3 separate regions of the Homo sapiens genome follow, and regions 2 and 3 are each linked to region 1. A link is a contact called in ENCODE Hi-C or POLR2A ChIA-PET data. All regions are on one chromosome and are shown on one strand. Each heading gives the region's core, a stretch centred on a gene start or an enhancer-like site at or near the end of the contact. The rest is flanking DNA. Distances are from core to core; before and after follow the strand shown. Region 1 overlaps TMEM245 (transmembrane protein 245). Region 2 overlaps PALM2AKAP2 (PALM2 and AKAP2 fusion). Region 3 overlaps PALM2AKAP2 (PALM2 and AKAP2 fusion).

Region 1 (4,638 bases), core at 1,583-4,082:
AATGATGTGAGGTAAGGATCCAACCTCATTCTTTTGCCTGTGTATATTCAGTTCTCCCAGCACTGTTGAAGATGGCCTTGGCACCCTTGTCAGAAATCAGTTGACCATATATATATGGGTTTATTTCTGCCCTTTCTGTTGTGTTTCACTGATCTATATGTCTCTCCTTAATGTCAGTTAACACATTCTTTTGATTACTGTAGTTTTGAAATTGAGAAGTGTGAGTTCTCCAACTTTGTTCTTCCTTTTCAAAATTGTTTTGACTATTTTGGGGTCCCTTGCATTTCCATATTTATGATCAGCTTTCCTGTTTTTACAAAAAAGCCTTTTGGGATTTTGATAGGGATTGCATTCAATCTAGAGATCACTTGTGGGCGGGGGGGAGCATTGCCATCTTTACAATATAAAAAGACAAAACCACAAAAACCTTACAATTTATGAGCGTGGGATGCATTTCCATTTATTTCGTTACTCTTTAATTTTTTAGTGTTTTTTTTAATTTTAAATTTTAATTTTTGTGGCTACATAGTAGGTGTATATATTTATGGGGTACATGGAATGTTTTGACACAGGCATGTAATGTGTAATAATCACATCAAGTAAAATGGGGTATCCATCCCCTCAAGTATTTATCCTTTGTTATAAATAATCCAATTATACTCTTAGTTATTTTAAAATATACAGTTAAATTATTGACTATAGTCACCCTGTTATGCTATCAAATACTAGGTCTTACTCTTTTTAATTTTTTTTTTCTGTTTTTGAGATGGAGTCTCGTTCTGTTGGCCGGGCTGGAGTGCAGTGGCATGATCTCAGCTCACTGCAGCCTCCACCTCCTGGGTTCAAGTGATTCTTCTGCCCCAGCCTCCCGAGTAGCTGGGATTCCAGGCACCCGCCATCATGCCTGGCTAATATTTGTATTGTTGTAGAGATGGGGTTTCACCATGTTGGCCAGGCTGGTCTCGAACTCCTGATCTCTGGTGGTCCGCCTGCCTTGGCCTCCCAAAGTGCTGAGATTACAGGCATGAGCCACCACGCCCTGTCCATTTTTTTAAACTTTTTGGTACCTATTAATAACCACTTCCAGCTTCCCCGTACCCTCTCACTATCCTTCCCAGCCTCTGGTAACCATCCTTCTGCTCTCTATCTCTGAGTTCAATTGTTTTGATTTTTAGATCCCACAAATAAGTGAGAACATGAGGTGTTTGTCTTTCTGTGCCTAGTTTGTCTCACTTAGCTTATATGGCCTGCAGTTCCATCCATGTTATTGCAAATGACAGGATCTCATTCTTTTTTTTTGGCGGAATAGTACTCCATTGTGTATAAGTACCACATGTTCTTTTTCCATTTATCTGTTGATGGACATTTAGGTTTCTTCCAAATTTTGGCTATTGTGAACAGTGCTGCAACAAACATGGGAGTCAGCAGTGTTTTGTAGTTTTCTTTGTATATGTCTTAGACCTTTAATTTATTCCTTATTCTTTTTGATACTATCATGTGGAATTGTTTTCTTAATTTTCCTTTTGGATGGTTTATTGCTGCTGGGTAGAAATACAACAGATTTTTTGCTTGTTGATCTTGTGTCCTGCAGCTTTGCTGAATTTATTAGCTTCAGTAGTTTCTTTGGTATATTCTTTAGGATTCTGCATATGTAAGTTCAGTCATCTGCAATAGGGATAGTTTGACTTCTTCCTTTCTAATTTGCATGCCTGTAATTTATTTTTCTTGCCTGATTGCTCTGGTTGGAATTTCTAGTACAAAGTTGAATAGACCATGTGCTTTTAAAGATTATTTTGAGGTACCCTGGCTGTGAGTGACCTATATCTGCAAATAGTTTGTTAAAGGTAGAGGTCTCTAATGAGTTGTAAGTGGGGAGGTTGTCAGGATATAGTAGTGGTCCTCAAATCATCAGATCAGACTTCTGGTTACCCAGCCGTGTGGAAGCAGCTGTGACTGGAGAGGTAAATCTGAACACAAAGCTTCTACAGTTGACCAATACTTTACTCCTTGCTTCTTTCTGATGGCGATAATAAACTCCAAGAGCAGATTACTAGCTGCAGTATGTTTTAAAAAGAATTAATTTCTCAGATAATATGTGTGTTGCAGTAAAGTTAGGAAATACAGAGAAACAAAAGGAAGAAACTAAAAATCACTCAAAATCTCACTGTCTACAGATTATACCAAAATGTTAACTAATAGTTGTTTTGCCTTTAGGCTTTTAAAAACACAAAAAAACTAGATCACAGTGAACATTCTGTTTTGTAACCCACATTTTAAACTTAATTATGTCATGAGGAACTTTCTGTGTCAATGAATACACTTATAGAGCATTATTTTTAACATCTTCATTTTATTCTCATCATGAGGCTGTTTGTGGTACTCTGGTGTATTTGTACAGGTACCTTGTAAAAGTTTTTAAAAATTAATTTGCTTTTTATTATTTTATTTGATAAATGAGTAATATCTAACAATTGTAAGCCATATTTTTATTTGTAAATATATATTTAGAATTTTAAAATTCCTGAAACAAAGTAACCATAACTATATATCTCTCTGACAGTGGAAAATAGGGAAGATTTTATTTTATTTTATTTTATATTTTGGTGTCTAAGTTTTCTTTGTTCAGCCTGTCTTCCTGGTTATAATCTGTTAGACTCTGTGGTTATATATCTGACTAGTGGAAGTAAATTTCCTGTTTTGGCAACTGCTGTAGAAAGCTTGGCAGTTTCGACTTGTTTTTCTGGTTAGTTTTATCTCCTTTGTTTTCTTTCACCTAATGGCAAGTGACTCAGACAGTTCTGCTTACCCTTTACCTCTTATGCCAGAATGGTTTCCCCTTTTGACTGCTTTTGTCCAGGGCCAAGTAAGTAATTGTTATAAGAATATAAGTAATGCAAGTCTAAACCAAAGGTTGTGGTTGGGTTTTCTCTACGGTGTAAATTCTAGTCATCTCATGACAGCAGCCTAGAAAACTGTAAGGGTAATAAGACTTCTAAGACCAATTTTTGAGCAAGGGGAAAAAGAAGACCATGGTCGATTATGAATACTAGCCATAAACTTAGAGTAGTGATGTGCTGATATGCAAGCCAGATTGCTGTTATTTGTATTACAGGCTATGACAAGGAAGGAAATCACAGACACACAGAATAAATGTTGAGTACAGATTTGGAAATCTTGGTTTTATTTATTTTGTTTAACTTTCATTTCAACCTGTGTCAAGATAGGTGATTATTGATCTAGAATCCCTTTCTGGACTTCTAGTCTAAATAATCCTCATCATAAAATAAATCTTTTAAGTGTTTCTTTTTCCTAAATTTCTGAGTATTTTTTTCTTCTTGCCCCTAAGAACATCGTTTCTTTTTAAGAATCAGAACTCAAACCATCTGGTGTGTAATGGGACAGCCCTTCTCTTGTACTTACAGTCAGTTTCCTGCTGTAGATGTCACTGTAATATAGGTAGGTACAGGAATGCTTTAGTATACTGCCACAACAGTGTGTGCATCGGCTCTTTCCTTGTCATTTCCAGTGTCCCGTTGTATCACTTGCTCTTGTTTTCCAGTCACTTGTGTGGGTATCTTTCTCTATGTCTTCTGAGCTTTGAAGGTTTTGTGCTGTGGTTCACTAGACTCACAGAATTAGTCCTGGATTTCATCAGAATTCAAAGCCTGAGTTTGGTTCCTAGACCCAGAGTACTCTTCTATTTATTTATTATTCTTATTTTATTTTGTTTTTAGAGACTAAGACTCGCTCTGTTGCCCAGGCTGGAGTGCAGTGGTGGTGTGACCATAGCTCACTGCAGCTTAACTCCTGGGCTCAAGCAGTGCTCCCACCTCCGCCTCAGAAAACTCTTCTTGTGGATCATTGCTGAGTTAGTTTCAGTGGTTGCTTCTGAACCCAAGGGTCTTACTCAGTGGTTTTCTCTTAGACCTGAGAAGTTCTAACATAGTATTTCCCAAAAGCTTAAGATAATAAGGGAAAAATATTTAAGTGCCTGTCATGAGCCAAGAACTTTCAAGTGCTTTTAAATGTGCTATCTTTTTAAATCCACAAGCAAACAAAACAGAACTCAAACAAATAAATCTTTGTAAGATAGATGGTATCTTCATTTACAGATGAAGATACTTCTAGAGATTAACTGACTAGCCTGCAGTCACACAGGTGACTAGTGGAGCTAAGATTTAAACTTAGGTCCTTGGCCAGGCATAATGGCTCATGCTATAATTCCAGCATTTTATGAGGCCAAGGCGGGAGGATTGCTTGAGCCCAGGAGTTCAAGACTAACCTTGCCTGGTCAAGATAGTGAGACCCTGTCTCTACAGAAAATAAATAAATACATAAAAATAAAATAAAATAAAAATTAGCTGGGTGTGGTAGTGTGCATCTATAGTCCCAGCTACTGGGAGGGTTGAAGATGGAGGATTGTTTGAGCCCAGGAGGTCAAGGCTGCAGTGAGTAGTAATCATGCCACTGTACTCCAGCCTGGGCTACAGAGGTGAGACCCTGTCTTAAAAGTAATAATAATGATAATAAATAAATAAACATAGGTTCTTGACCCTAAGCCCAGCGTTCTTTCCCCTCCCCAGGCTCTTTGAGTAAGTGTCAGTCATCCTGAAAAAGTATTGAGTACTCATCCTTCTT
Region 2 (4,638 bases), core at 841-3,340, 850 kb before region 1:
TGGCATGGTGGCATGCGCCTGTAATCCCAGCTACTAGAGAGGCCAAGGCAAGAGAATCGCTTGAACCTGGGAGGCGGAGGTTGCAGTGGGCTGAGATCATGCCACTGCACTCTAGCCTGGGTGACAGAGTGAGACTGTCTCAAAAAAAAAAAAAATTAGTCTTTCCTTAAAACAAACAAACACTAAATCATATCAGTTTTTTTGTTTTGTTTTGTTTTGTTTTTTTTAAGACAGAGGAGTCTTGCTGTGTTGCCAAGTTGGAGTGCAGTGGCACGATCTCGGCTCACTGCAACCTCCGCCTCCCAGATTCAAGCGATTCTCCTGCCTCAGCCTCCTGAATAGCTGGGACCACAGATACGCACCACTACACCCAGCTAATTTTGTTGTATTTTTAGTAGAGTTGGGATTTCACCATATTGGCCAGGATTTATGACAAGCCCTGGGAGTAAAGATCTCTGTTTCATTAGTCCTTTGAATTATCAAGCTTCTGTGAGGATTATTGCTCTTAGGAAGATAAAAAAAGTGGACAATACAGAATAGTAGTATTCTACAACCACATGACCTCAGGAACACAATCAAAGACTAAGGATTAGGAAGGCATGGAAGATCACATTTCAATTTAAATAAGTATGGGCTGTGCCTCTTGTTATTTTTGCTAAGAAGGAACATGAAGCCTCCAGAACTATTGAGGTGTTGACTACAAAGTATCTATTTATTTTCCTGGGAATGAAACTTTTTACCATGAAACACAGGATACCCTAAAGTTCCTTACAAACTTACACTGTTCATTTAACCTAAGGTTAATTCATCATTATATAAGTCACATGGGTTCCTCTGTAGCAAAAGCACTAGATTCTGGCATTAGCTTTCTGCTTGTAGCCTGTTCAAAACTAAAAATGCCCTTAGAAGATTTGAATCCCAACACAGTACAAAGCCTCATTCATCCAAAGAGTTCAGGGGACTTTAGTTCTGAGTCTGCTGTTATCTTGCTAAGGTAAGTCCCATTTCCACCTAGGACTTATTTGACCCAGCCATAAAATGAGTGAATGATGGTAGATTAGGGGTCACATGCTCAAATGCCAATAGGGGCCAGGCAGGTGATACAGACAAAGGAAGTGGGCCAAGAGTAAGAATAATAGAAGGTGGTAAAAATAATAGGAGATGGTGGTGGTGTTGGTGTTGGTGGTGATGAACAACGGAATATGGCTCCTCTAAAGTTAGCAACCACCATCAGCTCCAGACAATTGCCAGTGGGGAGAACAGGCTATTATTGCCAGAGACTGAATTCTCAAGAGAAGTCGGAAATATACTTTTAAAATAAGAACTCTCTTAATTTATTATTATTGGCAATGAATTCAAAATGATTTTTAATTGCTGTGCAGGTAAACTAACCTTACTGTAGGCCAGATTCAGCCCAGAATCTGCATAACCATTTTCTGACTTCTGCCCTACATGATCACTTAAGATCTTGCAACCTTAACTTCTTTTTTTTTTTTTTTTTTTTTTTATTATACTTTAAGTTTTAGGGTACATGTGCACATTGTGCAGGTTAGTTACATATGTATACATGTGCCATGCTGGTGCGCTGCACCCACTAACGCGTCATCTAGCATTAGGTATATCTCCCAATGCTATCCCTCCCCCCTCCCCCCACCCCACTACAGTCCCCAGAGTGTGATATTCCCCTTCCTGTGTCCACTTCTAAATAGCAAATCTTTGCTTTTTTGTGCTGTTGATAAAATGCAAGATTTAATACTGTTTGAGAAAAGCAGGACAGAAGCTAGGGCTTGGGGGCTGCTGGGGAGATGATGTGGTCTATTAATAGCTGCACAAGGATGATATAGCCTAGATCAAAAGGCATTTGCATAACACCATAGGGCAGCTGTTCCTCTTTGCTGTTATGACAGTGGTGAAATAGTAACAATACCATCATCAGCAACAATAACAAAACCCCCTTTGCTTTTTCAGAGACTGACGTGCCACTCCTAGACTTTATAGAGTTGTTTTGGGCAATTTTGTTAATCCTTTTTATGAATGGTGAAGGAAAAACTGTCAAATAGAACAACAGGACTCCTGATGAACAGATAAGAAAACAAAGTGATTTTACCCTCCGCTTCTCCTTTGGTAAGGAAGCGCTGCAGAGATGCCTCCCAGCCTCCAGGGGGTGGTATAATTAACAGAGCATTTGCTTGAGTAGGTAAAGGTGCAAAATAAGAACTGGTGCCATTGGGTCTTTCTTGCATAAATAACCTCATTATCTAAATCTTTTTGTCTCCAGTCTCAGGGGCATCTCCACACTACTTTCTTTTCTTTTTTTTTTTTTTTTTTTTTGAGATGGAGTCTTGCTATATCACCCAGGCTAGAGTGCAGTGGTGCGATCTCAGCTCACTGCAGCCTCCACCTCCCAGGTTCAAGCAATTCTCCGGCCTCAGCCTCCTGAGTAGCGGGGATTACAGGCACGTGCCACCAAGCCCAGCTAATTTTTTATTTTTAGTAGAGATGGGGTTTCACCATGTTGGCCAGGATGGTCTCTATCTTCCGACCTCATGATCCACCTGCCTCAGCCTCCCAAAGTGCTGGGATTACAAGCATGAGCCACCGCACCTGGCCTCCAGCGCCCGGCCTCCACACCACTTTCATAACATAGCTCTCTGTGTGGGAGGAAGTAAAGACAACTGAGGTTGGAACTTGGCCCTCCTCCACCCCACACGGATTTTTAGCCCTGCCACATTAGCCAAAGTACTTACTATCTCTATAACTCAGTTTCCTCATGTATAAAAGGACAGTAACCTCAATGGCTACATTACAAAGTTGATGTGAGATTAAAGGAAATCCTACCCTATCAGGTGAAATGTCTAGGTCTACTTGGTAGTACTGAACTACATTCCCTTCCAAAGTTCTAATTTTCTCATCTAATTCCTCCTGCTATATTTAGAGTTCATCTGGTAATCATTTGCCCTCCATGATGAGATATAATCCCCAGAATCGAATTATGAGGTTGAACTATATGGAACTGTCAATAGTCAATATTATGGATCTACAAAATGGCAATTTCATAAGGTTCAATGTACTACAAAACTAGTCACAAATCTAAAGGAGGCCAAAGCAGCTTCCCTTTCTATACTAGTTCTGAAACACACCTGAACAGCTTATAATCTCTATATTTGGACAGCATGAGGCCTCTGGTTGGGCAACAGACACTTTCTCATTATAACTAAACTAACATTTGTCATCTACTTCCAGCTTACACAGTGCTTTTAATAAATATAATTTCCTTTAACTTCACAACAACACTAGGGATGAATGTAAGCACACGACTTTCCATATGCTCCTACATTTGAACCCGTTGGTATGCTCTAGAACTGTGGGATGTGTAATGTGCTATCATGGTTCCAGCCTACCTAACTACACATTAAAAAGTATTTCAATTAACAAAGAGAATAATGTAAAGAAAGCCCTGCCATTCACTGTGTAAGATGAATCTGACAAAACATAGCTCCACAAACAACTGCACTAAATGCTTAGGTACATAGGGAGCACCCAGTTCTGGTATCCCCAGCACTTTTGATGAGGACAAGATGTTCTTGCATTTCCTCCACGTTCTATTGGTTGAAACTCTTGTCAATCTTAACCTGGCGGTTTGAGCAATCTATAAAACACCACTCATATTTCCATCTTTAAAGTTACCTTCCATGCATAAAGACATTTAAAAAATCTACCATGGAACCCAACCAGATGAGAACTCCCAACTGATTCATTTACTTAATCTCCTCAAAGAAAACCATTTTCTGTGACTGCTCTGCAGGTGGTAGGCATCATATCTACTCTTCATTCATTCTTTCATGCAATAATTTTTTGAAACTTTTTTTTTGGAGCACTTACTATGGACCAGGCCCTGTTTGAGGCCAGGGGTTGGCAAATTATAAGCCCATAGGCCAAATCGGACCCAGCATTTGTTTTTGTAAATAAAGTTTATTAGAACATGGCCATACTCATTCATTTAAATGTCATACATGGCTGCTTTGCAGCAGAGCTGAGTAGTTGTAACAGAGATCATTTGGCCCACAAAGCCAAAACTATCTGGCCATTTATTGAAAAACTATGCTGACCCTGTTCCAGGTAAAGAGAGGTGAACAAGAGAAACAAAGTCCCCACGTGTCTTCAGATGCTCTTAAACAGCAGACTGCACCAGATGAACCCTGTCACTTAGCCTAAGGGGCAGCCCAAGTTTGATCACAGTCTGGGCTGCTGCTGGGAGCTTGCAAGGAACAAGAAAAGGATGACAGTTGTGGAGAGAGACATGCAAAGGGGGTTAGAGGGAGGACATGTTGGGAGATTGGATTAGTGTAGAAACCAACTACAACAGGTGGGCCATGAGGATTCCCACCAAGGGGCACCCAAACCGGCGGTCCAGGTACCACATGTATCAGAATCACCTGGAGACATTATTACAAATGCATGCTACTGGGCCCCACCTGGGAATCGGAATCTGAGTTCCAGAGGTGTGACTAAGCTTCCACACTGTTAACAGGTACCCCCGGGTGATTCTGAAGCACACTGGAGTTTGAGAGGCACTGGGTTAGTGTTTAGTTTTAGTGAACAGCGGAAGGTGCTCCCAACACGGTCTGGCCTGAAGTC
Region 3 (4,638 bases), core at 703-3,202, 820 kb before region 1:
ATTACAGGCATGAGCCACCACACCTGGCCTGAGCAGATTTGATTTAAATCTCAAAGTACAGAGTACTTTAGCAGATATTTAGGGTGTGCAGTAGATTATATTATTCTTGGGCCGGTTGCGATGACTCATGCCTGTAATCTCAGCACTTTGGGAGGCCGAGGCAGGCGTATACCTGAGGTTAGGAGTTTGGGACTGGCCTGATCAACATGGTGAAAGCCCGTCTCTACTAAAAATACAAAAATTAGCTGGGCATGGTGGTGCACACCTGTAATCCCAACTACTCTAGAGGCTGAGGCAGGAGAACCGCTTGAACCCAGGAGACAGAGGCTGCAAGGCTGCAGCGAGCCCAGATTGCACCACTGCACTTCAGCCTGGGCAACAGAGTGTGACTCCATCTCAAAAAAAAAAAAAAAAGATTACATTATTCTCAAAAATATTCCCTTCCTTCCTCCCTTACTTCCATGGGAAGAGTACATGCTTCCCCAAGCCACTGATGTCAATCTTGACCATGTGATTTGCTCTAGGCTTATGGTAGATGGGTTACACTTCCCAGTCCCTTGGCACTGGCCGCAGCCATGTGACCTGCTTTAGCCAATAGGATGTGAGCAGATAAGACACAAGCAGAGGCTTGAAAAGTGCTTGCCCAGTTGAGCTTGTCCTCTTGCACCCCTTCCAATGCCAAGACAATAACTTATCTGGGCAGCTGCTGCCCCTTCAGCCTGGACCACAGAAAGAACACACATGGAATAGACCTGAGGCAAACCCATAGATAGGCACAGTGTGCCCTGGCCCTATGGGTTTCAGGGCTCTCAGCTATATAGTTCAGAAGCACCTGAAATTAGAGCCACTCAGCTAAGCCCAGCCTAGATCAGCAAATACCCAGCCTACTCACAGAAGTGTGGGCAAGAATAAATGACTTTGGGTTTAAGCCACTGAATTTGAGGGCGTGTTAGTTAGCATTATTGTGGTAATAATGAACTGGTACAGGTCAAATAGAAGTGTGTATACATTTTACATATATACACACACACACACACACACACACACACACATATGTATACACACATATATATATATACATCCTACTAATATATATCCCAATAATGTATATGCCAGTTATATAATATATATACACATATATTTATATGTGTGTTAATGTATTTATATATATCCCAATAATACCCAAAGCTAAACGATTAGAAAGAACATAAGGCACCCTCTCCTCCCTTCCCTAATCCTGAATCCTCTGAGAAATCTGGAGGGAAACAGGGCACACCTTCATGAGAATTAAGACTGAAAAAACAGAAAAATGTCAGTGATAGTTGTCTCTGAGTAATGGAATTAAAGGTGATTTCATTTTTAAAAAACAATTTTCAATATTTTCCCAGTTTAAAAAATTAGTTTGTAACTTATCTAACCAGAATGAAAACAACAAATTCCCTTTTCAAAATACCTCCTGAGGCTTTCTGCTGAGAAGGCAGCATCTCCCAGGCTGTGGCATGAAAGAGGGGCCAGGGCCTCAGCTTCCCATGTGTCTAGTGAAGGGGAAATGGGAGCACCCCAACATCTATTTAAATTCAAAATCAACATTTATGGAGCTTGTTTGGTTGGACTCCGAGCTAGGCACTACAGGGGATTCTAAAACAAACAAGATCGTGATAAAAATGGCTGACTAAAACCGAAAATGGCTGTCTCTCAGTAACTCACTTCTTCCAGTGAAGCAACCTTAAGTGGTTAAGAATTCTCTGCGACCTGATGCCCACTGGCTGGCCTGTCTCCACGGGGTGCCCTGGCCCTATGGGTTTCAAGGCTCTGCGCTATATGGTTCAGGTGCTAAAGATTTGGGTCATGATACTGTGTAACTGAGAAGGAACGAAGAGAGAGGGAGAGAAAAAAAAGGAACGAAATGAAACCTTTGTGATAACAACAACTGAGTTTCAACCCAAATGCAATGAATGAAGGAAATGGAGAGTTTATGTCAGATCCAATAGCAGATTTTTCTATAAGTTCACATGTGGCCTTGGGCCAGGCTCTGAGGGTGTGGTCAGTCCAGGCTGCTCTCTTTCTCAGGAAAACCTGAGTCCTGGGGCAAAGCAGCTTCGCAAGGAACAGAGTGTCATGGGGTTAACAACAGTCATCCCAGCCAGGCTGCAGACGCCACTGTTTTGTAGTTTCATGACTGAAATCTAATGCAGTCTTCTCTGGAAGAGCCAAGTAGATGTTGCTGTGCTAAAAATAAAGAATGGGCAGGAAGTGTAATTTACACGCAAGGTTAATTGAGGATCCGTAGGCTGTGGCAGGTGCACATAACAGCCTCTAACCTGCTTGCTCAGTTCCTTCTGAGCAAAAAGCAAACTGTAATAAGCCATAAGGAAAGGTGACACACTGCAGCTGTGTAGGTTTAATTTACTGGAGATGAGGTTGCAATCATGGCCAAATGGTCTTATAAAATGTACCTAACCCCAATAGATCATCCTCACAAGAAAACAGAAAGGAACTCTCGCTCTGGGAAGTGCATCGATCATGCTCTTATTTCAAAGTTTATTTAGACATTCATCCATCTAACTTCATGCAAACACCTTCTCTGTATCAGGCACTATGCTGAGCACTGGGGATGGAGAAATAAATCAGACACAGTGTCTGCTCATGAGACTTCTTGGTCAAGTAATGCAAACAGCCATGTGAACACATAAATTACAATACAAACCAAAAATAGCAATAATAGAGGAAAGAACAACATGCTGTAGAATAGTTGGTTCTGCCTGGGAGTGTGTGGTGGGGACGCTGAGTGGTCTTCTCAATATCTATTCTCCCCCTCTTCCAAACTAACAGAATCCTTATTTGGTTGGGGATGGCAACATGCCCACCTGAAAAAAATTATGTATCCTAGCTTCCACTGAAGATAAAGCTGGCCATGGGACAGCTCTGGCCAATGAGATGTAAGTAAAAATGATCCGAAGGGACTTCCACACAACTCCCTAAAAGGGAAAGGAGGGCTGGGTGCGGTGGCTCATGCCTGTAATCCCAGCACTTTGGGAGACTGAGGCTGGAGGATTGCTTGAGCCCAGGAGGATGAGACCAGCCTGAGCAACGTGGCAAGACAAGACCCCCACCTCTACAAATAATAAAAAGTTAGCTGGGCATGGTGACATATACCCTTAGTTCTAGCTACTCTGGAGGCTAAGGTGGGAAGATCACTTGAGCCCAGGAGTTCAAGACTGCAGTGAGTGATGATCACAACACTGTACTCCAGTCTGGGTGACAGAGTGAGACCCTGTCTCAAAAAAAAAAAAAAAAAAAAAAGGAAAGGAGCGTTGGCTTAAGTGACATTTGCCTTTCCTTCCTTCCTGCCAGGTACAGGGACCTGGTGCTAAAGAGACGCATTCGTTTCCAATTCCTGCTATAACAACTACAACAAACTTAGTGGCTTACAACAATCTACATTTATTATCTTATATTTCTGTATGTCAGAAGTCTGACACGGGGTTTGCCAGGCTAGAATCAAGGTGCTGGCAGCGTTGTGTTCCCTTCTGCAGGCTCTAGGGGAGAATCCATTTCCTTGCCCTTTTCAGCTCCCTGAGGTCACCCACGTTCCGTGCCTTGTGGGTCCCTTCCTCCATCTTCAAAACCAGCACTGTTGCATCTCTCTGACCTTCCCTGCAGCCACCCCTCCTTCTGATTTCTGCCTCCCTCTTCCACATTTAAGGATCTTGTGGTTATACAAAGTGTACCCAGATAATCCAGGATACTGATCTCCCTATTTTAAAGTCAGCTGTTTGGAAACTCTAATTCCATCTGTAATTTTAATTCCTCTTTGCCATGGAACCTACCATATTCACAGGTTCTGAGGCTTAGCCTGTGGACATCTCTGGGGGTCCATTATTCTACCTACTGCAAGGGATATGATGCTATAGGCAGAGCAGTAATCCTATGTCCACAGGGGCAATAGTATGTCTGAGTGTGCAGAAAGAGAGACATTGCCTGGGTCCCAGAGGGCACGATGGAAAGAGTACACCACTTCTGGAATGCCTGGCTCCAGATTGCTTGTTATGGGCTTAAGCCTCTGTTGTGATCATAGCTGAATGCAATTCTCAACTGATACAGGTGGTGAGAAAAACTCGACAAAGTAGATGATGAATTAACTGGGCCTTGAAGGATGCATTCACCAGGTAGAAAAGAGGAGAAAATGAGCCAGGCAGAGGAGACAGCATGGGCCAAGGCCCAGCATATCACATGTCCCTCCTGTCACTCAGGAGCATGTGGCCTTGTGTGGCCTTTTTGGGTCACAGCCTGCGCTGCCCTCCAGCTTCATAGCTCAGCACGGTGCCTTGGATAGGTTCTCGCCGTTTCCGTCCCCACTCCCAATGGCTCACTCATGCTCTCCTTCTGCTTCACTTGCCTGGCTCTCAAATACCTGGCCTTCAAGGCTCTGCTGAGAGCCTACCTTCCTGCAAGGCCCAAACAAAGAGAAGGGAAGACAGAGCATGCTGGCTGCTGGGGACCCGTGCCATTCAATCTCCAGTTCCTGCTTCCCAGATCCTCAGCTACTCCTTTGCCCTTCTTACTTACAAAAGCCAATACATTGGGAGGCCAAGGTGGGTGGATCACTTGAGGTCAGGAGTTTCAGACCAGCCTGTC

The links. A loop is a pair of places that touch in the nucleus more often than their neighbours do. ChIA-PET counts read pairs that join two places held with the same protein, here RNA polymerase II (POLR2A). Pooled maps may share reads with other maps.
Region 2: a pooled map shows a loop between it and region 1 (2.6-fold over the local background). The contact joins two enhancer-like sites. A Hi-C loop is called at or near these places in 2 of 37 single-sample maps with no recorded cell type and 5 of 50 pooled maps. POLR2A ChIA-PET finds 5 or more read pairs at or near these places in 1 of 52 experiments (T-cell).
Region 3: a pooled map shows a loop between it and region 1 (6-fold over the local background). The contact joins two enhancer-like sites. A Hi-C loop is called at or near these places in 1 of 37 single-sample maps with no recorded cell type and 4 of 50 pooled maps. POLR2A ChIA-PET finds 5 or more read pairs at or near these places in 1 of 52 experiments (activated CD4-positive, alpha-beta T cell).

The regions. Positions count from the first base shown.
Region 1 is chr9:109,100,210-109,104,847 of GRCh38, reverse strand. All of the region lies in intron 3 of TMEM245 (transmembrane protein 245), which reads left to right. Among named protein-coding and RNA genes, the nearest start is that of TMEM245, 17 kb to the left of the region's middle. Within about 2 kb of position 2,832, at least 13 of the 41 ENCODE cell types and tissues checked have a DNase peak (open chromatin) inside an H3K27ac peak, as active enhancers do.
Region 2 is chr9:109,951,528-109,956,165 of GRCh38, reverse strand. All of the region lies in intron 6 of PALM2AKAP2 (PALM2 and AKAP2 fusion), which reads right to left. Among named protein-coding and RNA genes, the nearest start is that of PALM2AKAP2, 170 kb to the right of the region's middle. RefSeq lists a silencer at 3,021-3,090 and an enhancer at 4,475-4,638. Within about 2 kb of position 2,090, at least 2 of the 41 ENCODE cell types and tissues checked have a DNase peak (open chromatin) inside an H3K27ac peak, as active enhancers do.
Region 3 is chr9:109,916,150-109,920,787 of GRCh38, reverse strand. The region is part of intron 3 of PALM2AKAP2 (PALM2 and AKAP2 fusion); the gene reads right to left. Among named protein-coding and RNA genes, the nearest start is that of PALM2AKAP2, 140 kb to the right of the region's middle. RefSeq lists enhancers at 1,630-1,699, 1,810-1,979, 2,220-2,269. Within about 2 kb of position 1,952, at least 7 of the 41 ENCODE cell types and tissues checked have a DNase peak (open chromatin) inside an H3K27ac peak, as active enhancers do.